Regions from separate parts of the Homo sapiens genome. Here region 1 is linked to region 2. A link is a contact called in ENCODE Hi-C or POLR2A ChIA-PET data. All regions are on one chromosome and are shown on one strand. The core of a region is the stretch at or near the end of the contact, and the rest is flanking DNA. Distances in the headings are between cores, read along the strand shown. Region 1 holds the start of PLS3-AS1 (PLS3 antisense RNA 1). Region 2 overlaps LOC124905206 (a long non-coding RNA gene).

Region 1 (3,031 bases), core at 432-2,931, 110 kb before region 2:
TGTGCGTGTAACCACTTGTGGAAGAGGCTTAATCTCACCCAAATTATTACTCACTAGTTATAATTAATCCTTCTACCCAAAATGCCATAAGCCTAGTCATTTTTATCAATTGAATCTAAATGGTTACATCAGACTAGAGACTTTGGACTTCAATGTTGATCGTCTGTATTAAGTCAAGGCAAAGTGTTATTTATTTATTAATAGCTCCCCACCTCAGGTAAAGGGGTTGCTATCTGCTAGATCTAACAGTAAAAATCAAGAATTTGACTCCCAGCCCCCTAATTTCAATAAAAATTTGGGCTCATTAGATCATACCACCAAAAAAAGTCAGCAATATTGGGGGTGGTGTTCAATGAGTAGGCATCCCAAGACAATGAAAAGCTGTGGACTAGAGCCTAGCGATGATTCTGTTTAGACATGATTTCACAATACTTAAAAAAGAACTTATCCCCCTACCACTGTAACCTAGTTGAGTGGTAATAACTTCCTTTTTTTGAGGTTAAACATTTATTATTTCGATCTAAAATTATATTATCACCTCACTTCCACTAGAGGGGTCTATCTACCAGTGTAGTTAACTCTAGTAACTCAGGTGCACCTTAAATCCATTTCCAGCTCATCTGTGCCACAAGGCTAGCCTTGGGGTCAGAACAATGTGCTTTAAGGTTGTTCTAGTTTTCAGGCTCAGAAACGGATGAACAGCAAGAAACTGGAGTGCTCCGGTCATTCAGAGGCTGCTGCAGGAGACAAAGGGTTTTTGGCAAAAGAATACAAAGTCAGAATCTCTTAAATATCTTCTGCCCTAGTTGTTTTCAAGACTGAATATGCATCAACCAGGTCCGTTTTTTCTTTTTTTTTCAGATAAGCAAAGCTTTTAAACTCCTGACCTCAGAGGCTCCTCTGCCTCTCTTCTATACTCTGTAATATATAATCTGAATAGCCAAATTGCCACGTTTTCCCAGAAGCAACCTTAACTTGGGCCACTTGGGCGGGTATAGGTCAATATGGGAAAGTTGTTTCAGTGTCCTCTCATTATTCTACCAAACCACTGACAGGCAAAAACCCAACCAACTCGATGTATCAAATTTACTATCCACTGTTTTTGTGCATGATTTCTAATCCAGTTAATTGAAAACCACAAATAACTGGTGGTTAATTTTAGTCAAGAGGTTATTTACTACCTTTAAGTAGTTGCCTAAAATAGGGAACAGTTCAATTAGAATATAGGCCAGACCAAGGAAGATGAACAGAGCCTTACTTTTTAACACTATCTTGTGGGATTTAGCTTCAAATCTAGTATTCAGGGACAAAATGAGGCATGAGTAATAGGATGACTTCCCTAGAAAATAATTAGTAAGATGTTTTTTAAATTTAGAAAAACCATGAGATTGAAGAAGAGAGGAGATACATGTCCCAGCTCACATATATTTCAATCCCTTATTTTAAAAACAGCTCCTGTTTTTGTTTTGGATAAAAGCTGAGCACCAAATTCCCTTTCTGGTCCCCTCATCCAAAATCCTAGTAGACTTCCTTGATTAGAAGCTAGTTCACACTCCTCCCCACCTTTTTTTTTTTCAAACGTAGAGGTGGTTTTTGGAATATGGGCCTCAACCATTACATTCCAGCTTTAAAGTAAAAAGACGTCATGTGACCATCAGAGACTTGGGGCACGTGATTCCAACTGGTATGTGTGGGGCTCCAGCCACTTAGTTGGAATTCACCATGAACTGCATCTCGAGGATCAAGTTTAGGCTCCCCAGTCCATTGTGACATCCAGCAAAGTGGAGTAAGTGCTTGCCCCTCAATGGTTTTTACTTTTCCCTACATTTTCTACCTACTGTTAGCCAGGCTCCCTTCCCTCCTCCCAATCCCTCTTAACAGGCCGGGCGCCCCCAGCATCCCGTCTGTCTGACGCTAAATGGCGAGGCTCTCCAACCCACTTAGCTCCAAGCTCAACCTTCTGCAAAAGTTCAACCTTCTGCACCACTGGGGATATCGTGCAGCTCAGGTGAGAGGCAAGGAGCATCGCATAAGGCTAGAGTCAGATGCCATTAACCCCCACTCCACCTCCCGGGCTGGGATCATCTTACGTCCCGGAGCCCGGCGGTCGGAACCGCCAGCACACTGGAGCAGCGACGGCGGCAGCAACTTTGGGACTGGCGAGAAGCCAGGGCGGGGGTGGTCGGCGTCCCCGGGCCTCTCATTACAGCGCTTAAGTACTGCGGGTGGAGAAAAGTAAACACAGGCAAGTGCAGCTGTGCGGGGAAAGGGCGGGGGGGTAGACTATTACCTCCCTCCCGTCGCCCCTTTGCCTCTCCCTCTCCAAGAGTCGGGAGAGGTCCGGGACTGCCGCCGCCCCGACCGCGCGCCCGGGGCCGCAAAGTCAAAGGAGCTGAAAAAAGGACAGGGGGTGTGGGGCCAGGGGAGAACGGAAAGGTACTGTCCTACTAGCCCAGAGATGTTCTCCTACTGAAAGGAAAAAAAGTGCTTACTCATAGGGAGACTAGGTGCGTTCGCGACGCCCTCGCTAAGGACAAGGGAGGGAAGCAGGCAGAAGGCAGGCAACCCAAACCTCGTGCCTTCCCTCGGCCACGGCCCCCCCTCTCCAGAGCCCCAGGGTCGGCTTAAGCCAGCCAGGTCACCCGAGGCGGGCGTGTGGGGGCTGGAGGAGTAGCAGGCTGCTGGCTCCGGGATTTCCTGAGTCCGGGCGGGAGGGAAGAGGGGATGGCAGTAGCTGGAGAAGGACGACAGAGGGAAGTTGTGCGCTCCCTTTCCACTTCGGGGCCGCAGCCGCGGAGGGGAATCAGGGCAAGGGCTGGCGTCTAGGACTCCAGCCCAAGACTGGCAACAAGTTAAGAGCAACTAGTAAGAAAACACCACTTAATACAGTGAAGTGCAGAAAACGTGTCTGCGGCGGATGCTAGTAGGGAAACTCCCCGTCACTCACACCCATTTCGGTTGCGACCGATCGCCCGGGCGCCCGAGGGCTCCAACTGAAATTTCTCCGACCTCCCTCTCCCCCAACCCCCGC
Region 2 (2,841 bases), core at 158-2,657:
TTTGCCGAATTTTCTTTGTATTTTTATTTTGAAGAAAATAAACATTACATATAGAGTTAGAGACCTCTTTGTGGCTCTCCGAGATCTCATTCCTTTCCAATCCTCCTCAGAGGTAATCATTATCCTAAATTTAGTGTTTATCATTCCACTTCAAGTTTTTAAATGACTACTAAGTACGTATTTATCAATATACAATATGTAGTATTGTTTTACTTGTCTTCAAACTTTATGTAAATATCATACCACATGTGTTATTCTGCAGCTTGTTTCATTCACTCAACATTTAGTTATCGATATTTATTTATTTGATACACTTGGCCTCTGTTCATGCATTTCAAATGCTGAACATCATTTCATTGCATCAAAATGTCACTAGTTTATTTATACATTCTCCTTTTGACTGACATATATATTACTTCCAATGTTTGATATTATAAATAATGCTGCACTTAGCATTCTGTTGCATGTCTTCTTGTGCACATGTGCTAGATTTCTTCCAGGTACAAAGAAGCAGAATTGTAGATATACATTATATGTATCTTCAACCTTACAAAATATTACCAAATTGCTCTCTGAATGTGTCAATTTCCATTCCCACCAGCAGTTTATGAGAATTCCCTTTTCTCAAAATCTTTAACCAACTTCTTAAGTTTTCCAGTCTTCTGAGTGGGAAATGTTATTTTGTAGTTTTAAATTTGCATTTCCTGATATTAGTGATGTTAAAGGGGTTTATTAGAATAACGCCATGAAAGGGGTTTATTGGCCATTTGGATTTCTTCTTTTGTGAATTGCTCATTATCCCTATGAAAATTATTTATTTTTAAAATTTATATAGAGTAAAATTCACTATTTTTGGTACATGCTATGAGTATTTGACCAATGCATAGAGTTGTGTAATTATCACCACAGACAAGATATATGAAATAATATCCCTTTGTAGTCAACTCCTTTCTTTATGCACAATCCCTGGAAACTGCTGATTTCTTCTCCATCCCAATGGTTTTGTCTTATCCAAAATGTCATATAAATGGATTACACAGCATGTAGATTTTGGGTATCTGGTTTCTTTCACTTAGCATAATGTGTTTACGATTCCTCCATGTTGTTATGTATTTCAATAGATTGTTCTTTGTTGCTGAGTGGAATTCCATTGTATGGATGTACTACCATGTATTTGTTAATTTACCAGTTGAAGGGGTATTTTAGATTATGAATAAAGTTGCTATGAAATTTTGCATATAAGTTTTTGTGAGGCATATGTTTTCATTTCTCATGGGACTGCTGGGTCTGAGACTAGGTAATTTATAAAGAAAAGAATTTTATTTAGCTTGTTGTTCTGCATGCCAGGAAATTCGAGGACACGACCTTGGCTTCTGGCCAAGGCTACATGTTGCATCATAACATAGCAGAGAAGGTCAAGGGGAAGTGGACACATGCAAAGAGACAAAACCAACAGGCATCCTGGCTTTATAACAACCCACTCTCCTTGGAATTAATCCATTCCTGGATAATTAATCTAGTCTTGTGAGAGCAATAACTCATCCATTACCTCTAGAAGGGCACCAAGCCATTCATAATGGCTCTGCCCCCACGAACCAAATGCCTCCCACTAAGCCCCATCTACCAACACTGCCACATTCGGGATAAAATTTCAGTATGAATTTTGGTGAGGACAAACAAACCATATCCGATCCATAGAAGCTTGTGTAAATAATGATACGTAGTTTTCCTTTAATCTGTTAATATCGTAATTTATATAATTAGATTTCCCAATTTTGACCCATTCTTTCATTCTTGTGGAAAATGCTACCATGTTGAATTATATCAGGTTTTTATACACTGTTCAACTTCATATTCTTGTATTCTTTTTTTTTTTTTTTTTTTGAGACAGAAACTCACTCTGTCTCCCAGGCTGGAGTGCAGTGGCTCAAACAAGGCTCACTGCAGCCTCGACTTCCAGGGCTCAGGTGATTCTCCCACCTCAGCCTCCTGAGTAGCTCGGACTACAGGTGTGTGTCACCATGCCTGGCTAATTTTCATATTTTTTTGTGGGGATAGGGTTTCACTGTGTTGCTCAGGCTTGTCTTGAACTCCTAGGCTCAAGTAATCCGCCCACCTCAGTCTCCCACATTGCTAGGATTACAGGTGTGAGCCACCACACCTGGCTGATATTCTTGTGTTCTGTTTAGGATACTTTGCACTCATGTGCATATGAGAATTTGGTCTTATACTGTATATATTTCTTATACCAAAATCATCTGGATTCGGTATCCAAGTCGTATATAGGCCTCAGGGCATGAGCTGGGTACCCCCTCTCTTTCTAGTTTCTAAATTAGGTTCTATGAATAGTAACTATCTCTGCCTGATGGTTTTAGTAAAACTTGCATGTATATCTGCAAGGCCCTGGTATCTGTTTTGAGTATGGTAAGGGAGAAGACTTGTTCACATACTCAGTTTAATGATTACCAGTTTATTTAGGTTTTTTGTTTCTTCTTAATCAGCTTGGTTTAATAATTAATTAATTAATTTTAATCTTCACAACCTACTCCCATTTTTGTCTTCAACCTATAAATAATTATTTAAATGACATTTTATTTAACATTGAATATGTGTTTGATATGTATTCTTGTTTGTGTTACTGCCAAATATGTGGAGATTTTTATACACATGGGTTTTAATTTAGGAAAATGGTATTCTGTTACACATTGTATCTCATTCTGTGCCCTACTTTTCTACTCAGCAGTATGTTTTAAAGATCTATTTAAGGTGTGGTAAGTGATTCTAATGCATTGCTTCTAACTGCTGCATTAGAACTTCATGAAACATTTGTGTGTACCATAT

What was found. A loop is a pair of places that touch in the nucleus more often than their neighbours do. ChIA-PET counts read pairs that join two places held with the same protein, here RNA polymerase II (POLR2A). Pooled maps may share reads with other maps.
Region 1: a loop to region 2 is called in a map of posterior vena cava, with 2.4 times the contacts of the local background. The contact joins the promoter of PLS3-AS1 here to the enhancer-like site in region 2. A Hi-C loop is called at or near these places in 2 of 168 maps with a recorded cell type or tissue (heart right ventricle and posterior vena cava) and 6 of 50 pooled maps. POLR2A ChIA-PET finds 5 or more read pairs at or near these places in 2 of 52 experiments (HEK293 and Panc1).

What each region holds. Positions count from the first base shown.
Region 1 is chrX:115,561,381-115,564,411 of GRCh38, reverse strand. It overlaps PLS3-AS1 (PLS3 antisense RNA 1), which reads left to right and starts at 1,681. Exons shown (of 3, transcript NR_110384.1): 1 at 1,681-1,786; 2 at 1,882-2,008. The region is part of intron 1 of PLS3 (plastin 3); the gene reads right to left. RefSeq lists an enhancer at 1,689-2,464.
Region 2 is chrX:115,448,542-115,451,382 of GRCh38, reverse strand. LOC124905206 (a long non-coding RNA gene) reads left to right here. Exons shown (of 2, transcript XR_007068305.1): 2 at 1-1,242. Among named protein-coding and RNA genes, the nearest start is that of PLS3, 110 kb to the left of the region's middle. Within about 2 kb of position 1,407, at least 2 of the 41 ENCODE cell types and tissues checked have a DNase peak (open chromatin) inside an H3K27ac peak, as active enhancers do.